Linked DNA regions of Homo sapiens: region 1 is linked to region 2. The links are chromatin loops, found by intact Hi-C in ENCODE. Cell type or tissue: heart left ventricle. All regions are shown on one strand. Links, peaks and the distances in the headings refer to the core of each region. The heading gives the core; the rest is flanking DNA.

Region 1 (15,536 bases), core at 4,166-12,165, 60 kb before region 2:
TGCTGAAAAGTAATAGACTATCCCATGGTATTGTAGAATTAAAGTGTGTGGTACCAGGTCCAAACACTTAGTGACTATATGTAATTAGTGGAGGCAGCTCATTTTTCATTAACAAACACATGATCAAATACTTGGTCACGCAAAACTCAGATGCCCATGTGTAACAACAACAAAAGTACTTTGGATTACTGCATTGGGGAAGGGTTTAACATCATGACCTAAGATTTACTTTTAAGGTTTTATGACCACGTGACTAAAATGTCTGTTTTCTGTGTAGGTCATTCCTGTTAATAGGGAGACTAACATTCAGAGCTTTCAAATGTCAGTAACAGAAATAAAAGAGAGAGAAGTGAGACTATTAAGGTCCAGACACTTCACATGTTAACTCATTTAATTCTCACAAATCTGTTATGTGTTGTAATCATTATCCCTCATTTTACAAAAAAGAAAACTGAGGCTCAGAAAGGTTATGTGACTTGTTCTCCCAACGGTATCATGTAAATATACTATTTTTTTCTTTAAAATGCTTTTGCCTGGTTCTTTATTTTTTTAATGTTTTGACCTGTCTGGAACTGATTACATTATTAAGCATCACGCAAAAACCATTCTTTTCCATAGTGCTATTCAATTATACAAACAACATTTACTAAAGAGTGAGACTTTATAGTGAAGATTGCTTAGGATTATCTGAAGTTCTTCCAGTTCCTGCCATGCAGCAGGATATAGTCTGAATAGATGCTTTCCCACTTCAACACTGCTTGGTATACCTTCACACTGCCATGCACTTGCTTAGATAATATTTAAATATCCACTTAAAAGCAAAAGTTCGGCCAGGCGTGGTGGCTCACACCTGTAATCCCAGCACTTTGGGACTCTGAGACAGGAGCAATTGCTTGAGGTCTGGAGTTCAAGACCAGCCTGGGCAATATGGTGAAACTCTGTCTATAAAAAGACGAAATTTAGCCAGGTGTGGTAGCGTGAGCCTGTAGTCCCCGCTACTCAAGAGGCTGAGGCAGGAAGATGGCTTGAGCCCAGGAGGTGGAGGTTGCATTGAGCCAACATTGCACCACTGCACTCCAGCCTGGCCAACAGAGCAAGACCCTCAAAAAAAAAAAAAAAAAAAGCAGAAAAAATGCAAAAGCTCAGGTGTGTCCTTTACTGCTAGCTTTCCCTAGAAAGTGCCTCAAAGAAAGAAAGAAGACCCATGACAATCTAATACATTTTTATAATTAAAAATGTATATAGCTTGCATTTGTGATTATGCAGTATTTATTTTATATTAAACCTCACATTTTATTATTATTTAGCTGTTACCTTATAAAATATTTATAGTAACAAATGTAGGTTTTTGATGTCTAAGATAAAGATAAATGCAGTAGTAAGGAGAAGTAATGCAAAATAAAATTTCATGTCCTTATGAGGGGAAAAGTGCATGGATTGAAATCACTTGCAGCCAATCTGTGGTAATTTTCTTGCCCCTGGGCCTGGCAGACTTAGAAGGTAAAAAGAACTGCATATGAAATGAAAACCACTTTTCTCCCAGTACTCATCTAACCTTGTAGAGGGTGTTAAATGTACACAAGATGTGTTAGGGGAAATTAAATATTAAAGCGTATATTTTATTCTTTCATAAAAAAGGAGACTGTATAATGTGATCCAAAAAACTAACCATTGTTTGTTTGTTTCTTTAGGATGGATTGGATGCTTTGGTATATGATTTGGATTTTCCTGCCTTAAGAAAAAACAAAAATATTGACAACTTTTTAAGCAGATGTAAGTAATTTTTTGTGGAGGTTAATGACAGACTTCATATAACTACATTTTCACTTATGTCATTCAAGCCCTTATTTTTTCTTCTATTTACTTTTTGGTGATTTCATCAATGATTTCTACATAGAATTTAGTAGGAAGTGTGAAAGAAACAATTTGGATGCCTGTTAGGAGAACCAAAATATTTTGAAGAGAAAGGGATGAAAAATAGTTAAAATAAGTATTCAAAAAACTGTGCATTGAGTTTGAATAACTGCACATTGAGTTTGAGTAACTGCTGAGACATGAGAATTTTTCTCCATGAAAGCTGTTTTATATTTAAATTTTACAGATATTCTTTTCCGAAGGCTCCTTTTTAGATTGGATTTTATCATTTAAAAATTTGATTAAATAACTTATAATTTCAAACTTTTAATCTTAAAGAATTGATAAGATTTAGATCATAAAGTCCTCCTTACTTTATTTATTTCTGTTTCTGAACTATAAATATTGATACATGTAAGTTTGATTGGTTTTGGTGTTATCTTTCAATTTTGGTTATATATGTTTTATTACAAAGGTTTTGTTTTTCTAAATAGTCATATCTTTTTGATTTTTTAAATCACTTCTATACTTTGAAATCTTGTATTAGAATTTTTTAATTTTATGATCTTTTAGTTTTTCAATTTTTAAAAAATTATTGTTTTATTTTCGTTTTTGAATATGGTGCCAGATTCTGAACTGAGAAGTTTTTAAGTATAAAAGTTTTAATTATTTCTCATGTCCTATGGACATAGCAGTAAAATTTTATTAATATTTACAGTTGCTTACCTCCCTACCTGACAACATAGTGAAGGAACTAAAAAGATGGAGAGGCTTGACTATTTATCTTAATGGTAACTGGCATTTATAGAGATGGTGTAGATAAGGGGTAAATGCTCCTTAGTACAAAGGCAGAGGGTGGGGCATGGTTTTTTTTAAAGTAATGGCTAGCAAGAATGAAATTCATGCTTCCTTAAACTGTGCTACTTTGTTGCTTTCATAATGTTAAGTATGCTTGTATATTTTATAAATAGAGACATTAATGCTTTAGTAGAAATAAGTGAAATAAAAGTGTAAATCTAAAGTAAACTGTTTTAACTGGTAAACCTGTACAATTTATTTTAATTTTTAAATTGGAGAAAAATGCAGAGAATAATATAACAAAATTTTAGGGCAGTCATATGTAGCAGTAGGTAAAAATCATGACCAAGGATAGTTTATGCCAGGATTACTAAGTTAGTATAAAATTCAAAAATCAGTTAGCTTAATTTACCACATTAACATATTTTAAAAAGGAAATTTAGTAGATGCAGAAAAAGCATTTGATAAAATTTAATATCCATTCACAATTTTAAAATATCTGTCTGCAAACTAGGAAGTGAAGGAAGCTTCCTTTCCCCAATAAAGGGAATCTACAAGAAACCTACAGTTTAGATTGTATCTACTTGTTTAAGACGAATGCTTTTCCCCTAAGATTGGAAAAGGCAAATCTGTCCTCTCTTACCACTTTTATTTAACATTGTCTTAGAAGTTCTAGCCAGTGCCATCAGGTAAAATAAAGAAAAGCCGTACAGATTGAAAAGGAAGAAGTAAAACTTTCCCAATTTAGACAGCATGATTTTCCATATAGAAAATCCTCAAGATTCTGCAAAAAAGCTACATGAACTAATAAGTACATTCAGCAAGGTTGAAAGTTAGAAGATTAATATCCAAAAAGCAGTTGCACATACATTTATTAACAACAAGCAATTGGGAATTAATTTATTATAACAAATACAGCACCATTTACAATAGAAGCAAAAACATGAAAAATTTAGGAGTAAATTTGACAAAATATGTGTAAACCTGTTTACTGAAAACTATACAGCATTGTAGACAGAAATTAAGGAAGACCTAACAAGATATTCAATGTTCATGGATTGTACAATTCAATATTAAAATGTTAACAGTCCCCAAATTAATTGATCTATAGAGTCCGTATATTCTCAGAACCTTAGCAGACAGTTTTTTGTATAAGGTGACCAGCAATTCTGTAATTCATATGGAAATGTAAAGGACCTGGAACAGCCAAAACAGTTTCGAAAAGTAAGAGCAAGTTGGAGGATTAAGGTCAATATCAAGACAGTATAGTCTTGATGAAAGAATAAACACATAGTTCAGTGGAACAGAAAAGAGCATCTAGAAATAGACCTGTGCATGCAAGTATATGGTTAATTGATTTCAACAAAGGTGACAGGATAATTCAATGTTCAAGCCTCAGTTTCCACTGTATACAAAAATTAACTCAAAATAGATCATCAACGTAAATGTAAGAGCTAAAACAATAACACTTCTAGAAGAAAACATAGAACATATTTGCCACTTTCCTTAGGCAAGTTTTTCTTAGATAGGACACAAATAACACAAACCATTTTTGAAAAAGGATAAATTAGACTTATCGAAATTTAAAATAGTTCTCTTCAGAAGACACTGTTCAGAAAATGAAAAGATAAGCCAAAGGCTGGGAAAAAATAGTTGCAAAGCATGTAAAAGAAGAAAGAATAGTCCTTTCAACCAGTGGTGTTCAGACAACTGGATATCCGTACGCAAGGGAATGAATTTGGACTCCTACCTCATATCATGTACAAAAATTAACCGAAAATATAAAAGTTAAAAATGTAAAACTCTTAGGAGAAAACATAGGTTGAAATCTTCATGACCTCGGACTAAGCAGTGGTTTCTTAGACGTAATACCAAAAGCACAAGCAACAAAAGAAAAATAGATAAACTGGACATCATCAAAATAAAAAACTTTTATTTATGCTTCAAAGATACTATCAAGAGTGAAGGCCAGGCATGGTGGCTCACGCCTGTAATCCCAGCACTTTGGGAGGCTGAGGCGGGCAGATCAGTTCTGTCCAGGAGTTCCAGACCAGCCTGGCCAACATGGCGAAACCCCATCTCTACTAAAAATGCAAAAATTAGCAGACATGTTGGCAGACACCTGTAATCCCAGCTACTTCAGAGGCTGAGGCAAGGAGAATTGCTTGAACCCAGGAGGTGGAGGTTGCAGTGAGCCAAGATTGCACCACTGCACTCCAGCCTGGGCGACAGAGCAAGACTTTGTCTCAAAAAAAAAAAAAAAAAAAAAGAGTGAAAAGACAACTTACAAAATAGGAAAACATTAGCAAATCATATGTCCAATAAAGGACTGGTATCTAGAATATATAAACAAGTGTAACAACTCAATAATAATAAGACAAATAGTTCAGTTTAAAAGTAGGAAAAATATTTGAATAGACATTTCTCCAAAGAAGATGTAAAAATGGCCAGTAAACATGTGCAGAACTGTTCATGGTGGTTAGTCATTAGGAAGTTGCAAATTATGGCCACAATAAGATACTAGTACACCTCTATTAGAATGATTAAAACTTTCTAAACTGACAATATCAAGTATTTATGAAAATGCATTGCAGCTGGAACCCTGTACATTGCTGACTGGTAAATGGTAAGGCACTTTGGAAAACAGTTTGGTTGTTTCTTATAAAGTTATACATGCACTTTACTATATGACCCCAGGAATTCTGCTCCTAGATATTTACTGAAAAGAAATGAAAGCATATGTCTGCACAAAGAGCTGTATTAAAATGTTTAAGGCAACTTTATGTTTGCTGAAAACTGGAAGCAACTCAAGTGCCCGTCAGCTGATCAATGGATAAATTGTGGTACAACCACATAGTGGGATATTACTGAATAATAAAAAGTAATGAATTACTGCTATGTGCAATATCCAGCAATCTCAGAAGCATTCTGTTAAGTGAAAAAAGCCAGACACAAAAAGGCTACATACTGCATGATTCCATTTGTAGGACATGCTGGAAATGCAAAACTTTGAGCTAGAAATCCTATGGTTGAGGTAAAACTTCAGGAGTTAGAAAAGGGTATGAAGAAACCTTGGAATTCTGTAACCTCTTTGTGGTGATGATTACATGAGTATATGTGTTAGTCAGAAATGCATTGAAATCTATATACAAAAAGCATCATTTACTCTATGTTTATTAGTTATATTAACAAACTCAACCTTAAAAAACATGAAGTTTAATGCTCATTTAGTAATCAGCCTAATTCTAAACCAATATGTTACTTCAAGAAAAAAAATTACTTCTATGTAAGTTAATTTTTTAAGGAAAACAATGTATGTGGCTACCATGAAATCATAATAAAATTTAAAGACATGAACAAAAACAAGGTGAATAAACATGTTATAAGTGTAAATAAACATAACAAACTTATTTTTTCAATATAATTAGAACATTCTCCTTCAATTACTGGCATTGTGTTTTTATGTTTCACACAGAGCAATAGATTTGTATAGGATAGCATTTTACATACCGCTGAAATTCTTTTATATAGATTTAGCTTTCATCAGCAAGCACATCAAAATTATTTTATTAAAGGTAAATTTTTGTTTTGTTTCTAATTGCTTTTTGCTGACATATATCAGATGTAGTGATCTAAGAATATACCTGGAATATGGGATAAAATATTTTTCTTTAAAAAATTCAGCTTAAGTCATATTAAATTAAGCCTCAAATATAATTTTTAATCATCAGGTTTAATTATATTGCAACCTGTTAATTTTTATCTCTTTGTGTTAAGAAGTGTGTGGAAACAAAAGGGAAAGGAGAATCTGTGAACATTTGACTGAATAGTGAAATATAAAGATTTACTTTTCTGGGCTCTGGTGTATGATACCTAAATAATAAGGCTGCAAAGAAGATGTTTATCAGCCTCACATACCTGATAAGGAAAGATTTCAGGTGACATTTTCATAGGAGTTAGAGAGATGATACCAAGATAAAATTAAGCGATTGTTGTGGGAGTTAGTCACAGTTTTGAAGACACATGTTGGGAGCCAGAACATTGGGAGGATGAAGGGAGAGAAAATTTGGGAACAGTGATTATGATTGTATATGCTTATAAACCATTATGGATGTCACAGAGACTTTAGGGTACAAGATTCATAATTATATGTTAATAGAAAAACATGTTTATCAAACAAATCTTAGTCTAAAAGAAGATAATGGAGAAGGTAAGACCATTGAATGAAGAAAATTCATGAACCTCCGGGTATAAATGCAAGAGAGCTCATTTGTTTGGCTTAAAAAAAAAACAGAACTGATATTTTATGTCATATACTATATCTTTTATAATATAGATTACAAAAGTGACATAATAGCTATGGTAGTGATAAAAGCATACAGTACAGTTGGTAAATTTTTGGTTGCTTTGGCACTAGTACAATTACTGAGAAAGTAATGCGAATAATCACTATTCAGAGTTAGTGATCAAAAGCGATGATCATTTAGAATGTTACACAGACCTTGAGACAAAGCATTCAGTTCACTTTAGACCAGGGTTTCTCAAGTGGCACCAATGACATTTTAGGTCAGATAACTCTTTGCTGGGAGGCTGTTCTTTGCATCGTATGATGTTTAGCAGCACCCCTGGCCTCTGCCTTCTTAATGCCAGTAGCATATCCTAACACCTATCCCCAGTTGTGATCACCAGAAATATTTCTAGACATTGCCAAATATCCCTTGAGAGGCAAAACTGCCTAAGACTTTATGTTGATGAAGGAAAGAAATAGTGGGCGCAGTTAGACACGTGCTCCAAGCTTAGAAAATGTAATCAAAAGCAATAAATATTAGAAGGTTGCAGCCATAGAAAGCAAGGTTCTTCCACAGGGAGTTCTCAGCTGAGATTATAAAGTTTTATGAACCAGATCAGAAGTATGAATACATATCCAGGGATAAATACAAAAGAGTAGTATAAATCTATTAAAAATGTGTTAGGCTAGAAGACTATAATGAGCCACAACTTGTGAAAAGCTCTTAAGCCCTTTACAAGTCATTCTCTCTTCTACTCCCATCCTTCCTGGTTAGAATTAGGATTCAAGATGTGTGAGAAAAGGATAATTTCACTACATGAGACCATTCTTGAAATAGTTTTTGAATGACCAGTTACTAAAGACATGAAGAACAAGACTGTTTTTCTTAGAAACTGTAGCTCTTACCATCTCATGGATGGAAACACACACAGATATACCTTATAATAGTAGAAGTTTGTAGAGAATGTAATGATACACAGATCTTGAATGGGGTAAAGAAAGGCTTCCAAAAGAAAGTAATATTTGAGTCTTAAAACATGGGCTAGATTTTTCAATGGAGGAAGGACAGTTCTGAGAGGGAGGACCATTTAAATCACAGAGTCTTCCAAAAGTATGACATCTTTGAGGAACCAGGAGTTTGGTGTAAATTGAACTTGGTTTATAATGAGAGAGAAAGGGTCGGGAGGACGGACTGCAGGGGATGAGACTGAAATGGCAGGCTGGGGCTTTTGGGTTAATGGGTTGGATATTAAAAAAAATTACTTAGTTGCTTGTTTTTTCTTTTCAAATTCTCATGAGTTTTAAAAACTTAGATAAAGAAATTGAAGTAAGTTCAAGGAAGAGGAGAAAGTTTGAGTGTTTTAAATACCTCTAAATCAAGGCAGTTTACACCTATTGAATTAACATGCTGAGGTGATTGAAGATCTTTAGAGAAACTTTGGAGAATGATGGAGTTCCCAAAAAACTAAAGATAGGTAAATGGTCTGGTTATAATAAACCAAAGAAAAGACTGATAAGTGCAGATTTCTGAACAGTGGCAGTCTTCATACAGAGGCTTGACTTTCCCTCTTTTTCCAACACAACTATTGTTTAAGCTTCTTCATTTTCATTTAAATGATCACAAAAATCTTCCATTCAGTCTCAATAATACATCTACTTTTGCCTATGTACAGTTACCTACGTTGCTGCCAGAGGATTCTTTTTGAATAGTAAATTTAAGTCAAATTCCATTCCCAGCTTTTTGGTGGATTTTCTAAACTTGATGCTATCTAAGCTTCTAAATTACATTCTTAACTGTACACCTCTCCTCCTTGTTTCCTTACACATCAGCTACACGCTGACATTTATTTCCTGGAAAGTACCATGACACCTCCATAAGACTTTTCAGATGTTGTTTTTCTCTTTCTAGAATTCTTTCCAACCCACCCAACTCAAAGCAGTCATCCTTTAAATTTCAAATAAGCCTTCATTTTTGTTCCCTAACCTCTTGGTTATCTAGGCTTCATGGATCTGACCTTCTGAGCATGTACTTCTATGGCATCTTGTATACTTATCACAGGTTATATTTATTTGTATGACTATTTAATTGGTACCTGCTGTGGTTTGAATGCCCCCACCAAAACTCATTAAAGTTTAATTGCCAGTGCTAGTAGGTGGGGACGTTAAGAAGTGATTAGGTCATGTGGGTTCCACCCCCATGAATGGATTAATGCTGTTATTGTGGGAAGGGGTTATAAAAGTGAGCTCTTGTGCATGTATGCTCTTACTCTTCCACTTGTCTACCATTGAATGACCCTTGCCAGATGCCCTTTTTTCTTTTATAAATTACCCATTCTGTGGTATTCTGTTATAGCAGCAAAAAACAGACTAAGACAGTATCCATTCTCCTTTTTCTCCTTCTCCTGTCACTAGATTTTAAGTGCCATGAGAGCAGGGGCATTTATGTTTTTACTGCCAAACCTGACAGCATAGTAAGTACTTGTTATATATGAGCTCAGTGCATTAGACGTTGGATACTGACTTGTTAGAGATGATCTAGAAAGTCCAGGTGGTCTCTGACTTTAAAATTTCCAGCTTTATGAGGGTTTCATTGGAACATAACTCCATCATAAATCTAGGCACATCACTGGTGATGTTAACGCTTATCATTTGGTTTAAGGTAGTGTCTGGCAAGCTTCTCCACTAGTAAGTTACCATTTTCTTTTTCCAAACGCTGTGGAGGGGAGCGTATTCCCTTTCCATACTCTCCTGGAGGGGAGACTTTACACGTATTATTTGGAATTCTGTAGGGAAGATTTGCCTTTTCTCCCCCATTTATTAATTTAGTCATTGATTTATATAATATAAACTGCATATATTTATTTCATACTTTGGGTTGTAATCCAGTAGTGTGTTATTTATTAGGTTGGTGCAAAAGTAATTGCAGTTTTTGCCACTATTTTTAGCAAAAATCTCAATTGCTTTTGCACCAACCTAATACTTTGTTACTTAAATTGTTCTCATTTTTGCCTTTTGGGAGCTCCTTCAGGTTGGACCCAGCTCCTACTCCTGTGTTCTTTGACATGTTCTTACTTTTTTTAAAAAAAGGAACACTTCTTTACTTTCTGGCATTACACGATGCTCCAGGCTCATCTTATATTTTCCCTCAGCCCTGAAATCAGCCATTTTTTCCAAGGAGCTCTGGTTCCTTTTATTGGAGAATGATATTTAGAAACCAAGATCTGGGTGCTAGGTGTGCTTATTGCTACTGGTGATCACTGTTTCAAGGCCCTCTCAGCTGCCATAGCTAGGAAATATATGTATGCATGTATACCAGCCTGTGACTATACACATAACTATAATTCTATACCTGTACACATGTTAAACGTGTTTAGACTGATATTACCAGCTCTAAACTAGTATCACAAGATTCATTCTAGCTTTTGCCCTTGCCTGTTTGTAACTTTTTTTCTCTGATGATGAGAAACCTGGCTCCCATTATTGGTATTTACTTACTCAACCCTAATATTCATGTAAAATAAACCATACACCCTGTGAGAAATGGATTTACCAACTGGAACACAATATCTTTGTACAGTTCCTTTTTTGTCTTTAGCCTTAGTTTCCAGCTAAAACAGTTTTCCAGCATTACGTAGTTCAGCTTCTTTTCCCTCACCACCTTCAATGAGGGCATGTCATCTTGTTAGTCATACATTTAGATTCATTTGTTAGAATCTGGATTCCATCCTGAGATCCCCCAGAATCCCAATTGATTTTTTAAATTTGCATAAAGTGTGTATAGTTCTGTGGGTCTTAACAAACACATAGTCTTGTCTGCAACACCCCAATACCATTCGGAACAGTTCCATCACCCCCACTCCTGGGAAACACTGATCTCTTTTTCTGTTCCTATAGTTTTACCTTTTCCAGAATGTCATTAAATGGAATCATACAGTGTATAGCCTTTTGATTCTGTCTTTTTTTCACTTAGCAAAAATGCATTTAAGGCTGGGCACAGTGGCTCTTGCCTGTAAGCCCAGCACCTTGGGAGGCTGAAGCGGGCAGATCACCTGAGATCAGGAGTTCAAGACCAGCCTGGCCAACATGACAAAACCCCGTCTGTATTAAAAAATACGAAAATTAGCCGGGTATGGTGGCAGGTGCCTATAATTCCAGCTACTTGGGAGGCTGAGGCAGGAGAATCAATTAAACCTGGGAAGTGGAGGTTGCAGTGAGCCAAGATTGCGCCATTGCACTCCAGCCTGGGTGACAGAGCAAGACTCTGCCTTGAAAAAAAAAAAAAAATAAAAGCATTTAAGATTCCTTCATGTTGTCCATGTTGTGTGAAGTAGTTGCTTTTTCCTTTTTTCCCCTAAATTGCAGAGCAACCTTCTATTGAATGGATATACCTTGGTTTGTTTGTTCATTCCTCTGTTGAAGAACATATTCGTTATTTCCTGTTTGGGGCAATTATGAATAAAGCTGCCGTAAATATTCGTGTACAAGTTTTTGCATGAATTTAGGTTTTTTTTTTTTTTTTTTTTTTGAGATGGAGTTTCGCTCTTCTCGCCCAGGCTGGAGTGCAATGGCACAATCTCAGCTCATGGCAACCTCCACCTCCCAGGTTCAAGCAGTTCTCCTGCCTCAGCCTCCCTAGTAGATGGGATTACAGGCATGCGCCACAATGCCCGGCTAATTTTGTATTTTTAGTAGAGACAGGGTTTCTCCATGTTGGTCAGGCTGATCTTAAATTCCCGACCTCAGGTGCTCTGTCTGCCTCGGCCTCCCAAAGTGCTGGAATTACAGGCGTGAGCCACCGTGCCGGCCATGAATTTAGTTTGAAATTCACTTGGGCAGATATGTAAATACACAGATGTAGCATTGCTAGGTTGTTTGCTAAGAACAGGTTTAACTTCTTAAGAAACTGCCAAACTGTCTTCCAAAGTGGCTATACCATTTTATTATACATTCCCACCAACAATGAATGAGAGTTTCTGTTGTTGTGCATCCTTGCCGCATTTGCTACTGTCAATTTTCATTTGCATAATGTCTTTCATAGAGCAAAAATTTTAATTTTGATGAAATCTAACTTATATTTCTGCATTGATTGTGCTTTTTGTGTCATATAAAAATCATTGCCAAACTCAAGATTGATTTTTTAAAGCAACTTTATTAAGTTATCATTTACATGCTATAAAATTCACCCGTTTGAAGTATACAATTCAGTGAGCTTTTTGGGTGTATGTGTATTTTCAGAGTTGTGCAACCATTACCACAGTTGCTTTTACAACATTTTCATCACTTCGTAAGGTAACCTCATACCCATTAACAGTCAGTCTCCATTTCTCTCCAGGCTTCCAGCCCTAGACAACCACTAATCTATTTTCTGTCTCTATAGATTTGCCGACTCTATAGAGACATTTCCTATAGAAGGAATCATCAATAAAATGGTCTTTTGTGACTGCCTTCTTTGGCTTAGCATGTTTTCATTGTTCATAGTGTTATACCATGTGTCAGTATTTCATTTTTAATTGCCAGTAATATTCCATTGTATGGATATACCACATTTTGTTTATCTGCTTATCAGCTGATGGACATTTGTATTGATTCTCTTTTGGCTTTTATGAATAATGCTGCTATGAACATTTGTGTAGAAGTTTTTGTGTAGACATATGTTTTTATTGTTCTTGCGTAGATACCTAGAAGTGGAATTGGTGGGTCATATGGTAATTCTATATTTAACATTTTGAGAAACTCAAGATGGATTTTTAAATATATACTTTTATTACTTTGGAGTAAATATATATGGCTTTTCTGTTGTTCCTGAATAGATAAATGCAGCATGTGTTTATCTCCATTTGTATATAATGTCATTAAGTGTTTTTAATATTTCAGTAGCATCGAGCACAAGTATAATCTCTATCCTTAAGGATTGTGGGGACATACAACGTAATAGAAGAAACAGACCTATAGAAACAATTCCAGTTCAGATTGTTAGGTGAAATATAGGGAAATAATGTCCCAGAGAAGGGAGTCATACCTTGTGCTTGAGAGGGAATCAGGAATGTCTAAAGAGGAGATAAAAGATTAGATCTTGTTTAATAGTAACTTGGTCAGATAAGGTGGTGGGGGAAGTCATTTTAGGCTAGTGATAACATCTGGAAAGGCACAGAGAGATGAAGCAGTATGGGCTTATATAGATAATTGCAAATAACTAGGCATTGCTAGAGCATGGTTGTGGGGAGTATCTTATCTAGAACTATAAGACTGGACAGTCACTAATGATATATATATATTTTTTTGCCATGTTGAGGAGTTTGAATTTAGGAGTCTGGATTTTTTATATTTATTTTTTGTTGATCTGTTTATCAAACTGGATTACTCTGTGTGTATGTGGGTGGGTGGATGCGTGCCTATGTGCCTATGCAGTCAAAATGTAGCACATCTTCCTAGAGTGTGATTTTATTTGAACATTTGGACATGAAATAATTTTCTTAATTAAAACAGTGCTGGTTGCAGTGGCTCACATCTGTAATCTCAGCACTTTCGGAGGCCGAGGCAGGTAGATCACTTGAGCCCAGGAGTTCGAGATCGGCCTGGGCAACATGGCAAAACTGTGTCTCTGCAAAAATACAAAAATTAGTTGTGCATGGTGTTGTGTGCCTATAGTCCCGGCTACTTGGGAGGCTGCGGTGGGAGAATCGCTTGAACTCCGAGGTGGAGGTTGCAGTGAGCTGAGATTGCATGACAGCGTGAGACCCTGTCTCAAGGAAAAAGAAAAGAAAAATCAGATTTTTATGGAATTGAATATAACATTCTTGTGAATTTTTCAAATAAGTTTAATTTTTGAGCTTTTTAGGGCTGCTTTCACTACTCTAAAAGTATGCAATGTATACTGGGCTTTTTTAGGCAGAGTAGCAGTATTCTGGTCAAACAGTACAAGGTACATAATGTTTATTATGATATTTTACCTATTGTGACATTTAAAAAAACTTTGAACATTTTTGAAATTAGAATGTATCTTAGAATCTCTAGTGGTACATAAAGTAATGGTACGTTTTATAATCTAGGATCTTAGGGTAGGCAAAATACATCTTTTGTTTTTTTCATTAGAAAAGCAACAAAGGGTCATTATAAAAAACTTAAAATATATAGAAAATGTGGCAGAATAATCTGTAGTCTCACCAAACTCAGAGATGACTGCAGTTATTGTTTTGGCATATTTTCTTCTGGCCTTTAAAAAAATCCATATCTGTGTATCAGTATATAATTATGTTTTTAGAAAATCAAGTTCATATACTGTATACAGTTTGTTCTATTTCTTTGCACAACATTATATGCTGAACATAATTCTATGTAATTAAATATTCAACACAATTTTAAATGTTACCTAATACTCTATGTATATGAAATTATTTGCTCTTTAAAATTGTAAAAACTACTTTATTGTAGATATCTTGGTCCCACATTGTATCTCATTTCCTTAGGATAAATTCCTAGAAGTAAAATTTACTGGGTATAAAGTTGATTTTTATTTATTTTTAATTTAATTTAATTTTTTTCTTGATACAGAGTCTCGGTCAGTCACCCAGGCTGGAGTGCAGTGGCCCAAACTCGGCTTACTGCAACCTCCACCTCTTGAGTTCAAGTGATTCTTATGCCTCAGCCTCCTGATTAGCTGGGATTACAGGCGCCCACCACCGTGCCGGCTAATTTTTGTGTTTTTAGTAGAGACGGGGTTTTGCCATGTTGGCCAGGCTGGTCTTGAACTCCTGACCTCAAGCAATCCGCCTGCCTTGGCCTCCTGAAGTGCTGGGATTATAGGCGTGAGTCACAGCGCCTGGCCAATTTTTAAAACAGTATTAGGAAAAATCATCCATTTGCTTTCTTGAAAATTAGATTGAAGAGTTTATATATGATTGAAATGCTTTTGAATTTTTGGTAACCCAGAAGCTGTAAGTTAGCCTTTTTGCACTGGCCCTTTTGCTAACTTGTGATCATTTGGAGAAAGATTAACTCTAAACGACTAGCTCTAATGATTAGCTAGTTAGTGGTTGTCAAGACTGTGGTTCCTATTTATGACTCAATTTGCTCATTTTATTTCTTGCTGAATATGTTGCATAGTAGTATTTCACTTCTCTGAATCTTAGCTTTCTGCCAGCATCACCTGACTCAATATAGTTGACAATCAGAAATTGCTAAAAGAGTCTAGATGGTCACAACATCCTATTTGGAGGTTTTAGAATGAAGGAAGACTTACCAGATTTGTGATTTTGCAAATATTATTTTGCATAAAACTAATTTTGTGAATAACAAAGAGGTCAAAATCTGCCATAGGAAAAGATACAACAGTTTAAGAAGGATCGGAAGTTCTGAGAAGTTTGCTGTTTTAGGTAAGGTGGCCAGGGTAGGCCTTGTTAAAAGGTGACATTTGAAAAAAGAGTTGAAGTAGTTGAGGGAGTTAGCCATGTGGATGTCTGAGGGAAGAGAGTGGCATACAGAGGAGCAGCTAGTGCAAAGGCCTGAAGGGAGGAGAGTGTACCTGGCCTGTTTGAAGAACATCAAGGAAGCCAGTGTGGCTGGAGAGGATTAGGCAAGGGGGAGAATTGTAGGATGA
Region 2 (15,536 bases), core at 2,821-10,820:
TTTACTCAAACTGGTAAGATGCCAATACCAGTGGAGTGTACTATATATTAAGCTATGCATATACAATGTAATATCTAGGGCAGCCACTGAAAAGGCCTTACAAGGAGATACATTCAAAAACACCATAGTTAAATCAAAAGGAATGCTAAAATAATGTTCAGGTAACCCACAGAAAGACAGGAAAGAAAATGTAGAAATAACAGAGATCAAACAAAAAAACAAAAACGGCAGACTTAACCCTAACATACTACCAATAATGACATTAAATGGAAATTAAATGGAATACCAATCAAAAGAGGTGGTAGGGGTAGATTTTTTTAAATCCCCCATTTATATATCTGTCAGAAACTCTTCAAATATAACAATATAGGCAAGTTGAACATCGGAAGATGTGAAGAGATAACATAACAAATATTAAAAAGAAAGCAGCATATTGGCAATGTTAATACCAATTAAAGTAGACTTCAGAGCAAAGAAAATTACCATGAACATAGAGGAATATTACATAATGATAAGAGTCAATCCACCAAAAATAAATAAAAATCCTAACTGTACACCAAACAACAGAGCTACAAAGTATGTGAAGCAAAAGTTGATAAGACTGGAAGGTTAAATAGACCAATCCATAATTATTGTTGGAGACTTCAGCACCCGTAAGAATCACCAAACATAGGAGAACTCAACTACACTGTCAGCTGTCAGAATTTGTTCAACATTTACAGAACCCTCTGCTTAACAGCACAATATGCCTTCTTTTCAAGTGCTTAAGGAACACACACCAAGGTAGACCACATCCCAAGCTATAAAACAAACACATTTGAAAGCACTGAAATCATACAGTTTCCTGACCAAAATGTACAGATGAGAATAACAGAAAAATCTGCAAACACATGGAAAGCAAACAATAAACTTCTAAATAACCCAGAGGTCAAAGAAGAAGTCTCAGTGAAAAAAATACATTGGAATGTTAATTATGTCTCATAAAACTGTTATGGCTCTTTATCTTTACAAAATATTTGAACAATGAAGTGAAAATACATCATCAAAATTTGTGAGATGCTGTTAACATGGTGATGAAGGTTAATTTATAGCACTAAATGCTTACCTTAGAAAAGAGGAAAAGTCTAAAATCAATAATTTAAACTCCTACTTCTGGAAACTAGAATAAGAAGAGTGAAATAAACCCAAAACAAGCAAAAGGAAGGACAAGTAACGATAAGAGCAGAGAACAAGGCAGTTAAAAGCAGAAAAACAATAGAGAAAATCAGTGAAACAAAAAGCTGTGTGAAAAGATCAACAAAATTAACAAACCTCTAGCAAGACTGATAAAGGAAAAAGAGAGGACACAAATTACCAGTATGAGGAATGAAATAGGGCATATACTATAGACCATATAGGTATCAAAAGAATCATAAGGAAATCCTATGAACAGTTCTAAACACAATTAAGACATGTAGATGAAAGGGACTAACTTCTCAAAAATCAAACTATCACAACTCATACAGTGTGAAATAGGTAATTTCAGTAGCCCTATATAAGTGTTAAGGAAAGCGAATCCATACTTTTTAAACTTTTTAGATATATGGATGAAAATAAACCTATGAAAAGAGGTTCACATAATTAGTCATTTGGGAAGTGCAAATTAAAACTATCATGAAATATTACTCCATAACCATGAAAAAAAGTAAGTTTTAAAATTATGTCAATAGCAAACTGGCAAGGATATGGAGAAACTAGATCACTTGGACATTGCAGATGGGGATATAAAATGGTACAGACATTCTGGAAAACCAATTGGCTGTGTTCCTGAAAAACTAAACATGTGCCTACTATGTGACCTAGCAATTGTATTCTTGGGCATGTATTCCAGAAAAATGAAAATGTATATTCTCACAAAAACCTGTATACTAATGTTTATAACAGCTCTATTTGTAATAGCCAAAAACTGAAAACAATCAAAATGTCCTACAGTAGGTGAATGGTTGAACAAACTTCGGTACATTTGTACCATGGAATACTCAGCCACAAGAAGGAATAAACTGTAGATACATACAATACAGAGATGGATTTTAAGGTCTTTATGTTGAGTTAAAAAAAAAAAAAACCTGTCTTGGCCAGGCGCGGTGACTCACGCCTGTAATCCCAGCACTTTGGGAGGCTGAGGCGGGCGGATCACGAGGTCAGGAAATCGAGACCATCCTGGCCAACATGGTGAAACCCCATCTCTATTAAAAATACAAAAAAAAAAAAAAAAAAAAGCCTGTCTCAAAAAGTCATATATTGCATGGTTCCATTTATATAACATTCTCAAAAAGACAAAATTATAGAAATGGAGAACCATTAGTTGCCAGGAGTATGGGTGGTGGGAGGACGGGGATGGGTGTGGCTATAACTAGTGACTGGAAAGAAATTGTTGTGATGACCAGTTCTGTATCTTCGTTGTGGTGGTGCTTACATGAACCTACATATGTGATAAAATGAGAGAATCATACACTCCTTATACCAGTGAGAATTTTCTGATTTTGTTATTGTACTATTGTTATATATAATGTCTCTACTGGGGGAAGCTGAGTGGAAGGGCACTTGGGACCTCTCTGTACTATCTTTGCAACTTTCTTTGAATGTATAATTATCTAAAAATTAACTAAAAGTTAGAATGATAAACTCTTAGAATCAGAAAGACCTTGAATGATTTATGTCCAATTTCTGCTTAAAGATGAGAAAGCCCAGAAACACTGTAAAACAGGTTTCCTAATGTGGAGTCTTAAAAAGTGAAGCATCAAAAACAAGATTTACTGATAGTGGTAACTCAGAAAGGTACATTTTTAAGTTGTGAAAATTTGGGTATTTTAGGCTGGGCACAGTAGCTCATGCCTGTTATCCCAGTACTTTGGGAGGCTGAGGCAGGCGGATCACCTGAGGTCAAGAGTTCAAAACCAGCCTGGCCAACATGGCAAAAGCCGTCTCTACCAAAAATAGAAAAATTAGCTGGACGCAGTGGTGCGTCCCTGTAGTCCCAGCTACAGAAGACAGATTCCCACTGTCTTCTTAAAAGGCAAGCTACTTAGAAAGTTGTATTAGGAGATACTATTTGCGTTTGAAACAGAACATTCATCTTAAGTGTTTGTCTTTTTTTTTTTCTTGTTTTTTGTTTTTAAGAACAAAATACTCACTTGAATGAATGACCAGAGTATTAATCACAGTGGTAACTTTTATCATTATAATTCCAGGGAAATCAAAGAAGAAATCTAGAATCTACAGTGTCTCAGATTGAGAAGGAGAAAATGTTGCTACAGCATAGAATTAATGAGTACCAAAGAAAAGCTGAACAGGAAAATGAGAAGAGAAGAAATGTAGAAAATGAAGGTAAATTGTCACTACTTTTGAAAAATGATAGAATTTCTAACACTGTCATGAGGTTGTCTTTAATTTAGTGTCCATGATACATACATGAAGCTACAATCCTAAGACACTTTATAAGCTAAATAACCCAGGTCTCAGGTTAAATTTATAACATATTAAATAGTAATTAAATTAAATATTAAATTACATATTAAAGTAAATAGTAAGTAGCATTTAACTAGAGTAGTGATTGTCATCATGGTGTGCATACTGGAATCTCCTGGGAAGCTTTAAAGAGTACTGATGCCTAAATCCCAGCGATTCTAATTTAATTGGTCTAGATATGTGGCCTGAGTATCATTATTCTTTACAAGCCCCCTAGGTACTTCTAACAAGCAGCTGCGTCTAAGAACTTCTAAACCAGAATTTCTTGTGTTTTAATGCTTGTGTTACAAATATATTTAAAATACCTTTCTACTCCCATTGATGCAGTAATTTCACTTCCATAAGTTATTTCACGTACATACTCCTACTGCAAACTGATATATACACAAGGCTATTCATTGTAGCATTGTTTAAAATGACAAAAAAAATGCAGTCAATGCTGTATATGAAACATAATGTAATACATATATGAAACATAAAGGTAATGAATGCTGTAATAAATTTTAGTACATCTATATGGTAGAATACTATGTGGCTTATAAAAAATAATAAATCATCTCCTTAAATACGGTTATAAAACAGTCTCTAAGACAGATCTTTAAGTGACAGAAACGGATTGCTTGTGTTTAAAACAAGAGTACTTGTCTATATATGCTTAAATTAAATATATATTAGGGAGGAGAGCCAGTTAAGGGAGACTCAGAAGGGGCAAAAATGACTAAATGGAGAAAGGAGGACTTATTCTATACTATCTACCATTTGGTACCTTTTAAATTTTGTATTTTTATTAAGATATTGAATTATCAAGCAATTGAACTCTTGAAAAATAAATAATATTAAAACTAGCTTTATAAGTATACTATCAGTGATCTTATAAAGGGAATAAAGGAGTTTGAGATTTACAACAGTAAGAAGAAATCTTTTTGCACTCTGTATTAGAAGATAATGTTCTACTTTTTAATGAATTTAAAATGCAGGTACTTCCAAATTGGAATTTGGCTTTGGGAGTGGACCTAATGTAGCTGACTATTATGGCCTAAGACTAAATGTCTTTTTTTAAAAAAGGATTTATATGTTTCCCCTATGAAAATGTTGTAATTTCTATATATTATTCTTTCATTTTCTAGTTTCTACATTAAAGGATCAGTTGGAAGACTTAAAGAAAGTCAGTCAGAATTCACAGCTTGCTAATGAGAAGCTGTCCCAGTTACAAAAGCAGGTAAGTGTTTCAAATGAGGTTCCTTTTTAAAAAAATTGTAGATAATTAAATTATATCGTACTTTGGTCAGAAACCTATTTTTTTGCTTTCTTTTTAAATAGCTAGAAGAAGCCAATGACTTACTTAGGACAGAATCGGACACAGCTGTAAGATTGAGGAAGAGTCACACAGAGATGAGCAAGTCAATTAGTCAGTTAGAGTCCCTGAACAGAGAGTTGCAAGAGAGAAATCGAATTTTAGAGAATTCTAAGTCACAAACAGACAAAGATTATTACCAGCTGCAAGCTATATTAGAAGCTGAACGAAGAGACAGAGGTCATGATTCTGAGATGATTGGAGACCTTCAAGGTAATATTTTTTCTTATTGTGGTAAAATATACGTAACATGAAATTTATTATAACATTTTAACCATTTTTATATATACAGTTCAGTGGGATTAAATGCAGTTCACAATGTATGCAACCATCATCATATAAGTGGAATCATACAGTGTTTGTCCTTTTGCGTCTGGCTTTTTTCACTTAGCACAATGTCTTCAAGGTTTATCCATGTTGTGTGTGTCAGATTTTCCTTCCTTTTTAGGGCTCAGTAATATTCCATGGTATGTGTATACCACATTTTGTTCATCCACTCATCTATCAATGGAAGGAATATTTTATAATTTTTATTTTTAATTGTTAAAAATATATAACATAAAATTTACCATCTTGACCATTTTTAAGTCTAAGTTAATATATTTATGATCATATTACCCTCATAAAGAAAATGACTTTGGTGAAACCAGAAATGGTTGCATTCTTTTTTATTGTTTACGTTTTTTTGAGATAGGAACTTGCTCTGTTGCACAGGCTGGAGTGCAGCGGCATGATCACAGCTCACTGCAGCCTTGAACTCCTGAGGTCAAGCAATTCTCCCACCTCAACCTCCTGAGTAGCTGGGACTACAGGTGCATGCCACCATGCCCAGCTAATTTTTGCATTTTTTGTAGAGACGGGGTTTCACCATTTTGCCCAGGCTGGTCTCAAACTCCTGAGCTCAAGCGATCCGCCCACCTCGACCTCCCAAAGTGCTGGCATTATGGGTGTGAGACACCACACCAGGCCAGCATTCTTTCTCTTTTAGAATAATGCCCACATTTGTATCACATTGTAATTTCTTCACCCTCACAGGTACTCCTGCAGGGTATGTAATGTGGATATTTTTCAGTTTTACAGACAAATTAACCAAAAACTTCATTTAAAAACTTGCCTAATTCATAAAGGTTTTACTCAAAGTGAGACTAATCCAGGCAAAGAGGATTATCACTATTAAAACCTAGGAATTCCTCATGCATCGTTGGTAGTAATAGAAAGTCAGTTGCAGAAATAAAATCCCATTACACATTAAAAGTTAGATACTTGGGAATGTTTGAACTGGAGATATTGACAGTCTTTGTGAATCTAAGAGGCAGAAGATTGAGTATAACTAAGTGAATAAATGAACAGTTTTTAAATAGTAATAAAATTCAGTTTGTTTTCAAAAAGATTCCTGGCTTTACCTACTCACATATTTTTCTATTTTCTATTCCTGTTAGCAGCAGCATCCATACTACCTAATCAAAACAAATATGCATAGAAGTTGCCAGATGTCTCAGGAAAAAATTGGAGGGAGGAGTTCTTTTTAACCTTAGTTAGAGATGGGAACATAGTTTCAGGTCCCTTGGGGCTTGATGATTAGCTATAATTCAGTGGAGAGAGGTCAGGGTCAGTTTTTGTGACTAAGGAAACAGAAAATACAATCTCCTGTTGGTTCTTAGCTGAGGAGTGTTGTGCAATCATATTTCTCAGGGACCAGGCTTAAAATAGATCTGATTATAACTAAGAAAGTAACCACTTTATATGTAATAGGAAAGTCACAGACTTCCTTAAATTGTTTTCCTAGGCCTTTTTATACAGCTTATTAGCTGTTTGAAAGTCTCTTCATCTCCCTTCTTTATCTGTAAACCAAGGAGATAAGAATAGGTTACCTCTATAAATCCTTCCAATTCTAAAATTCTTATAAGTTTGTGATCTGTGTTTGACTGAGCTTTAAGCTCCTTGCTTCAGAGGCAGAGATCATCCATGTACTATCAACAGTGGTTTTTAACTGAATCTATTTTTTAGATATCAGTAAAAGTTAAGGAAAATTTATAGCATGATTTATTGTTAGTTTATTCTTTTTCAGAGTTTAATTTGGAACTTAAACGTGAATAAAAGCTCACATACACTAAAATAATGCACACAACTTATGTGAGTTTCAACATACATATAAAAGTGCATTGTGGGTTTTTAAAAAAATCACAATGCTTATATTAGTCTTTTCTGGTCTTTAAGAACTTTCAGGTCTCTCAAGTATAAATTTAGTTTGGGATGGTGGGCTTCTGGCAGAGTCTTGATTGTTATTCATTAATTGAATGTCCTCCATATATGATCTCTGTTGCATAGTCTTTTTTATTTTTTACTTTTTATAACCTTTTAAAGTATAAAAACCATTCTTAGCTTGACATCTGTACAGAAACAGGCTGCAGCCCTGATGTTTGCCAGTACCTGGACTAGTGCAACAGTAAGGCTGCAATTGATTATAGGGAAAGTTTCCAAAAGTTCAGGCTATAGAGGCTTAATGAAAGTGATCAAAATGTTATGGAGGATTGAAATTTTAACTGAATTGATAAGCTTTCATCTAGTAAGTTTATCTCTGATTCTTCAGATTGAAAGGCAAAAATCAATTTTTTTAAATTAACCATTTTTAAAAGTCTTTTTCTGTTTTTTTTAATTGTTTGCTTGGAACCAGAAGTGCTTCAGATTTTGGATTTTGGGTGGTTTGTGAGAATATTTGCATTATGTATACTTACCAGTTGAGTATCCCAAATCTGAAATCCTTGAATGTCATGTCAGTGCTCAAAAAGTTTCAGAATTTGGAGCATTTTGGATTTTTGGATTTTCCAATTAAGGATGCCTAACCTGTACTATAGTGACCTCTTGTGTACTCATTAAGCTTCAAAAACCTTCATTTGGTAGCCAGTCGTGTTTCATTTTGTACCTCCACCTCCCCTTCCCAATCCTCTGACACTGAATTATTTTGAAGCTCATATCAGGCACCACATTGTCCTTTTGTAAATACATCCTAATTTGTAAATATTTCATTATCTTAAAGATAGGGACTCTTTTTTAAAAAGACAAACATAACTACAATGCCATTATCAAAGGTAGAAAATAGGTGACAGTTATATAATATTATAAAATATCTAATTAGTGCTTAAGTTCCTCTAGTAGTCTCATAATTTGTTCTTATTGCATTTATTTTGCTTGAATTTGGATCCAAAGTTTGGACATTGCATTTCATTAATACGTCCCTTAAGTTTATTTTAATCTGTATTTTCCTCCTCCCTTTTGTGTTCTTTGTAATCTCTTTTTGCTGTTGTTTTCGGTTAAAGAAACCATGTTTTTTTCGTCCTGTGAGTGGCTCCTGTTCAGAATTTTACTGATTTCATCTGCTGGTATCATTTAGCATGTTGCTCTGTCCGCCGTAGTACTTTAAACTAGACGTTAGATCTAGAGATGTGATCTACTTCGGTAGGACTTTGTCAAGAATACTTGTAAGTAGTATTTAGGTACCAGGAGACACATAAACATAAAATCTGGGCTGGGTGCAGTGGCTCACACCTGTAAAACCAACACTTTGGGAGGCTGAGGTGGGTGGATCTCTTGAGCCCAGGAGTTTGAGGCCAGCCTGAACAACATGACGAAACCTCATCTCTACAAAAAATAAAAAATTAGCGAGGTATGGTGGCATGCACCTGTAGTCCTAGCTACTTAGGAGGCTCAGGTGGAGGATTGCTTGAGCCCAGGAGATGGAGGTTGCAGTGAGCTGAAATCGTGCCACTGTACTTCAGCCTGGGCAACAGAACAAGACCCTGTCTCAAAAACAACAACAAACAAACGAATGAAAAAACATAAAGTCTGGCTGTATCTTTTTGTGGTGTTAGTAGCCATTGATGATCATTGCCTAGGTCCTTTGTTTCTTTAGGAATTTGCAGTGGTGATCATCTATTTTTATCCATCTTCCTTCATTTGTTAATTGGAATACTACTCTAGAGATGAACATTTCCTCATCAATTATATAGTAGTTACTTTGAGGTACAGCTTATAAAAGAAAGTCAGGTTAAATACTTAATTCTTTGTCAGTTTTTGGAACAGTGAGTTATTTCCCAGGCATCCTCCAAAGATGATTAGTGAATTTTTAAAATATATTTGTGAACTCATGAATTTTAATATATTTAATATATGTTAGCCCTTTGCATTATTCTTAATGATGCTCACATGAAGTTTAGTAGGAATTCTTTAAGTTTAGACACTACCCTAGTAGTTTTAGATCACATCCTTGCTTTTTGATATGCATAGATTTTCCAGAATTATTTTTTGTCCCAGACCTGAAATCACCCATTTGCCTAGGAACTCCGGTTCCTTTTGTAGCATATGACATTCGGGGTCTATAACCTGAATTCTATGGGTGCTCACTACTGTTGGGTTGGTCAATGTTTGTAGGTGATTTTAATGGACAGAGGTAGGAAACAATTTTTTTTGTAATTAATAATTTCTTATTGTGATCAGGAACTATTAAAAGATTTCTACTTTGGGATTTCTACTTTTAATGATTTTTTTTCTGGCTTAGTTTATAAATGATTTTTGCATTTCACTGTTACATGGGCATTTGAAAATTGTCGATTTTTGTATGAAACATCTTTTTGGGTGAAAAGTTGATCCGTTTTCTAATGTAATCCATCAGTTTTCTAAGATTGCATTTATTCTTTGTCCCTTTGTTCTGTCAAATTTTAAAATGTGTTTTAAAAGTTTTCACTATCATTGTGGGTTTTTTCTCATAGCCTCCCATGTATTTCTTTTCTTTTTTTTTTTTTGAGACGGAGCCTCACTCTGTCACCCAGGCTACAGTGCAGTGGCATGATCTCGGCTCATTGCAACCTCTGCCTCCCAGGTTCAAGTGGTTCTCCTGCCTCAGCCTCCCAAGTAGCTGGGACTACAGGCATGCGCCACCATGCCCAGCTAATTTTTGTATTTTTAGTAGAGACAGGGTTTCACCATGTTGGCCAGGATGTCTTGATCTCTTGACCTCGTGATCTGCCTGCCTCAGCCTCCCAAAGTGCTGGGATTACAGGCGTGAGCCACCATGCCTGGCAGCCTCCCTTGTATTTCTAACAGCTTTTGCTGTCTATATTTTTTAATTAAGGTGAAATTCTTGTAACAAAAAGCTAACCATTTAAAAATATACAATTCAACAGCATTTACTACATTCAAAATGTTCACAAATACCTCCTCTATGTGGTTCCAAAACATTTCATTTTGAAACTACAAAATAGGATCCATTAAGCTGCCCCTCCCTATTCTCCGCTCCACTATCTCCTGGCAACCACCAATTTCCTTTCTGTCTCTGAATTTACCCGTTCTGGATATTTCGTATAAATGGCATCATAGAATGTGTGACCTTTTGTGTCAGGCTTTTTTCACTTAGCATAATGTTTTACAGGTTCATCTATATTGTAGCATGTGTCAGTAGTTCATTCATTTGTGGCTGAGTAATATTCTGTTATATGTATTTACCACATTTTGCTTAGCCATTCATCTGTTGATGATATACATATAACAGAATATTACTGTGGATTGATTCCACCTTTTGGCTATTGTAAATAGCACTCCTTCAACATTTGTGTACAAGTATTTGTTGGAGTACCTGTTTTTAATTCTTTAGGGGTGTATATTTAGGAGTGGAATTTCTGAGTCATCTTGTAATTCTATGTGTAACTTTGGAGGAATTTCCAAACTGTTTTCTGCAATGGCTGCACCATTTTACATTCCTGTCAGCAATGTACAGGATTCCAGTTTCTCCATATCCCTGCCAACACTTGGTATTTTCCTTTTTTTCAGTTAGTTACTCTAGTGGGTATGTGGTGGTTGTCCCATTGCTGTTTGTTTTGATTTTCATTGTCCCTAATGACTAATGATATTGAGCATCTAATATCCAGTTGTCCCAGCAACATTTGTTTGAAGAGACTATTCTTTCCTGTGTAAATGGTCTTGGCATCTTTGTTGAAAATCGATTGGCAGCCAGGTGCAGTAGCTCACACCTGTAATCCCAGCACTTTGGGAGGCTGCGCTGGGCAGATCGCTTAAGCTCAGGAGTTTGAGTCCAGCCTGGGCAACGTGGCAAAACCATGTCTCTACTAAAAATACACAAATTAGCCAGGCATGATGGCACGTGCCTGTAGTCCCAGCTACTTGGGGGACTGAGGCCGGAGGATCACTTGAGCCTGGGAGGCAGCGGTTGCAGTGAGCCAAGATTGCACCATTGCACTCCAGCATGGGCGAACACAGTGAGACCCTGTCTCCAAAAAAAAAAAAGAAAATCAATTGACTATAGATATCATGCATCTATGATATTCTGGATTCTCAACCCTATTCCATTGGTCTGTGTGTTTGTCCTTATGCCAGCATGTACCACACTGTTTTGTTTTGTTCACTGTAGCTTTGTAGCAAGTTTTGAAATCAGGAAGTTTGAACCCTCCAAGTTTGTTGTTCTTCAGTATGTTTTACGTATTCAGGGTTCTTTGCAATTCTATGTGAATTTGAGGATTGGCTTTTCTATTTCTGCAAACAAGACCTTTAGAATTTTGATAGCAATTTCTTTGAATCTGTAGATTACTTTGTGTAGTATTGCCATCTTAACAATATTAAATCTTCCAGCCAGGCGCCAGTGGCTCAAGCCTGTAATCTCAGCATTTTGGGAAGCCAAGGTAGGCAGATCACTTGAGCACAGGAGTTTGAGACCCCCCCGAGCAACATGGCGAAGCCTGTCTCTACAAAAAATAAAAAATCAGCCAGGTGTGGTGGTGCACGCCTGTTGTCCCAGTGCTCCAGCCTGGCTGACAGAGGCAGACCTTGTCTCAAAAAAAACCAAAACTAATATTAAGTCTTCCAATCCATGAACAAGGATATATTTTCATTTATTTAGATCTTTTAAAATGTGTTTCAGCAGTGTTTTTGTTCATTTGTGTGTTTGTTTTTAGTTTTCTATATACAAATTTCTTCCTGGGTATTTTATTCTTTTTGATGCTCTTAAAGGGAATTTTCTCAATTTTCTTTTTGGATTGTTCATTGAGTATGATGTTAGCTGTGGGTATTTCATGAATACCTTGCTTTACATATTTTTAATGCAGTGTTTTTTGGTGTGTAAGATTTTGACTCCTGTATCTTCTGGGTGGATTAAAATTTGTATTATAAATGATATTAAATGTATCTGACTCTGAGGCTTTTTCTTAATGTGCATTTTCTTCTTATATCTTGCCCATTAATTTATTTTTAATTTTTGTATGTTCTTGGTGGGACTCAATGCCTTTTTGTAGATTATGCCTTTTTGTAAATTTTATATTTTATTTTGGCATTTTAACATATTTAAATTAGTTTTTTGCTAAAACAATGATATTTCAGCAAATGGTATTTGTCATGATGAATGAACTTTTTAATGTATTGTGGAATTTGGTTTGCTAGCATCTTGTTGAGGGTTTTTGCATGTGTGCTCCTCGTGAATATTGGCTTATAGCTTTTTTGTTTATTTGTCTTTTAAAATGTGTCTTCATCTGGTTTTGGTATCAAGGTAATACTGGCCTTGTAGAATGAGTTTGGAAACATTCTCTCCTCCTCTATTCTTTGAAATAGTTTGAGTAGGATTGTTATTTGTTCATCTTTAAATGTTTGGTAAGGGCCGGATGCGGTGGCTCACGATTGTAATCCCAGCACTTTGAGAGGCCAAGGTGGGCGGATCACTTGAGGTCTGGAGTTCCAGACCAGCCTGGCCTAGCCAACATGGAGAAACCCCATCTGTACTAAAAATACAAAATTAGCTGGGCATGGTGGTGCATGTCTATAATCCCAGCTACTCGGGAGGCTGAGGCAGGAGAATCACTTGAACCCGGGAGGCGGAGGTGGCAGTGAGCCGAGATTGCATCACTGCACTCCAGCCTGGGTGACAGAGCAAGATCCTGTCTCAAAAAAAAAAAAAAAAAAAAAAAAAGTTTGGTAAAATTTAGCAGTAAAGTCATTCAGTCCTGGGCTTTTATTTGCTGGAAGACTTTTTATTACAGCTTAGATCTCATTACTTGTTATTTGTCTGTTTAGGTTTTGGATTTCTTCATGGTTTAATCTTGGTAGGTTGCATGTGTCTGATCTTTATTATTTATTTTCTTCTACTAATTTTGGGTTTGATTTGCTCTGGCTTTTCTAGTTCTTTAAGATGTATCATTAAGTTGTTTATTGAAACTTTTTCTACCTTTTTGATGTAGATGCTCAGAGCTATAAGCTTTCTTGTACTGCTTTCACTGTATCCCATTGGCTTTTGTATGTTTTGTTTTCATTATCATTTGTTTCAGGAAATATTTTAATTTTCTTCTTAATTTCTTCATCAATCCGCTGGTCATTCAGGAGCATATTCTTTAATTTCCAGGTATTTGTATCGTTTCAAAAATTCCGCTTTTTGGCCAGGCATGATGGCTCATGCCTGTCATCCCAGCACTTTGGGAGGCCGAGGCGGGTGGATCACTTGAGGTCAGAAGTTCGAGACCAGCCTGGCCAACATGGTGAAACCCTGTCTCTACTAAAAATACAAAAATTAGCCAGGAGTGGTTGCAGGCACCTGTAGTCCCAGCTAGTTAGGAGGCTGAGGCAGGAGAATCGCTTGAACCCGGGAGTCGGAAGTTGCAGTGAGCCAAGATCACGCCATTTGTACTCCAGCCTGGGGTACAAGAGCGAAACTTCGTCTCAAAAAAAAAAAAAAAATCCACTTGTTGTTGATTTCTAGTTTTGTTTCATTGTGGTCAGAGAAGATAGATACATGATATAATTTTACTTTTTTTGAATTTTTCAAGACTTGCTTTGTGGAGTAACATATGGTCTGTCCTTGAGAATGATCCTCATGCTAAGGAGAATGTATATTCTGTGGCTGTTGGATGAAATGTTCTGTAAATATTTATGAGGTCCCATTTGGTCTATAGTGCAGATTAAATCTGATTTTTCTTTGTTGATTTTCTGTCTAGGTGATCTGTCCAGTGCTGAAAGTGAGGAGTTGAAGTCTCCAGGATTGGGGTCTATCCCTGTCTTTAGCTCTAACAATATCTGCTTTATATATCTGGTTGCTCCAGTGTTGGGTGCATCTGTATTTACAATTGTTATATTCTCTTGCTGAATTGACCCCTTTATCATTACATTATGACCTTTTCTGTGCCTTTTTATAGTTTTTGTCTTGAAATCTATTTTGTCTGATACAAGTATAACTGCTACTGCTCTTTTTTTGTTTTTGTTTTTGTTTTAATTGGCATGGAATATCTGTTTCCATCCCCTTGTTTTTTCTGTGTATGTCTATGTGTACCTTTATACATGAAGTGTGTTTCTTGTAGTCAACAGATCATTGGGTTCTGTTTTTTTGTTTTTTTATTTGTTTGTTTTTTGGTCCATTCAGCCACTCCATGTCTTTCGATTGGGCAGTTTAGTTCATCTGCATTCACTGTTATTGTTAATAAGTAGGGACATACTCCTGCCATTTTGTTATTTTTTTGTGATTGTTTTGTGGTCTTCTCTTCCTTCTTTCCTTCCTGTTTCTGCTTAATGAACATGATTTTCTCTGGTGATAGGTTTTAATTTCTTGCTGCTTATTTTTTGGGTATCTATCTGTTGTATGTCTTTTGATTTGAGGTTACCATGAGGCTTGCAAATAATATCCTCTAACCCGTTATTTTAAACTGATGATGACTTAACAGTGATGGCATTAACAAACTAACAAACAAGCAAAGAGAAAACTAATACAAACTCTACACTTTAACTTAGTCCCCTGCATCTTAACTTTTCGTTGCTTCTATTTATAATCTTACTGCCTCTTGGAAAGTATTATAGTTGTTATTTTTGATCAGTTCTTTTAGTCTCTCTACCCAAGATATGAATAATTTATACACTGCAATTGCAGTGTTACAGTAGTGTTTTTCAGTGTACTTACCATTACCCTATGGCCACCACCCTGGAACTGTGCTGAGTCAGACCTCTGAACCCTTAGAACCTTCTTGTGCTTGAATATTGGTATCTTTTTCTAGATTTGGGAAGTTCTGTATTATTACCCTTTGAGTAAACTTTCTACCCCTATCTCTCTTTCTGCCTGCTCTTTAAGGCTAATAACTCTTAGATACTCTCTTTTGAGGCTATTTTCTAGATCTTATATGCATGTTCCATTCTTTTTAATTCTTTTTTGTCTCCTATGACTGTATTTTCAAATAGTCTGTCTTCAAGCTCACTAATACTTTCTTTTGCTTGAACATTTCTGCTGGTAAGAGACCCTGATGCATTCTTCAGTATGTCGGTTGCATTTTTCAACTCCGGAATTTCAGCTTGATTCTTTGTACTTATTTCAGTCTTTTTGTTAAATTTATCTGATGGGATTCTGAATTCCTTCTTTGTTTTATCTTGAATTTCTTTGATTTTCCTCAAAACAGCTATTTTAAATTCTCTGTCTGAAAGGTCTTATATCTCTGTCTCTCCAGGATTGGTCCCTGGGGCCTTATTTAGTTTCTTTGGTGAGATTATGTTTTCCTGAATGGTCGTGATGTTTGTGGTTGTTTGTTGGTGTCTGGGCATTGAAGAGTTAGGTATTTATTGTAGTCATTGCAGTCTGGGCTTGTTTGTACCTGTCATTTTTGGAAAGGCTTTCCAGGTATTCGAAGGGACTTAGGTGTTGTGATTT

The links. A loop is a pair of places that touch in the nucleus more often than their neighbours do. Peaks named below come from ENCODE experiments on the same cell type or tissue, not always from the same donor. Only the 100,000 strongest peaks of a DNase experiment are listed, where the experiment ranks them.
Region 1: it touches region 2 in a loop (4-fold over the local background); 12 of 110 quality-filtered maps call a loop at or near these places.

The regions. Positions count from the first base shown.
Region 1 is chr18:21,056,769-21,072,304 of GRCh38, reverse strand. ROCK1 (Rho associated coiled-coil containing protein kinase 1) reads left to right here. Exons shown (of 33, transcript NM_005406.3): 2 at 1,692-1,773. Among named protein-coding and RNA genes, the nearest start is that of ROCK1, 47 kb to the left of the region's middle. In heart left ventricle, for the core only: no CTCF peak of the experiment used is centred there; no DNase peak of the experiment used is centred there.
Region 2 is chr18:20,995,889-21,011,424 of GRCh38, reverse strand. It overlaps ROCK1 (Rho associated coiled-coil containing protein kinase 1), which reads left to right. Exons shown (of 33, transcript NM_005406.3): 14 at 3,231-3,366; 15 at 4,635-4,726; 16 at 4,828-5,074. Among named protein-coding and RNA genes, the nearest start is that of ROCK1, 110 kb to the left of the region's middle. In heart left ventricle, for the core only: a CTCF peak has its summit at 7,729 (motif pointing left); no DNase peak of the experiment used is centred there; H3K27ac peaks cover 1,882 bases.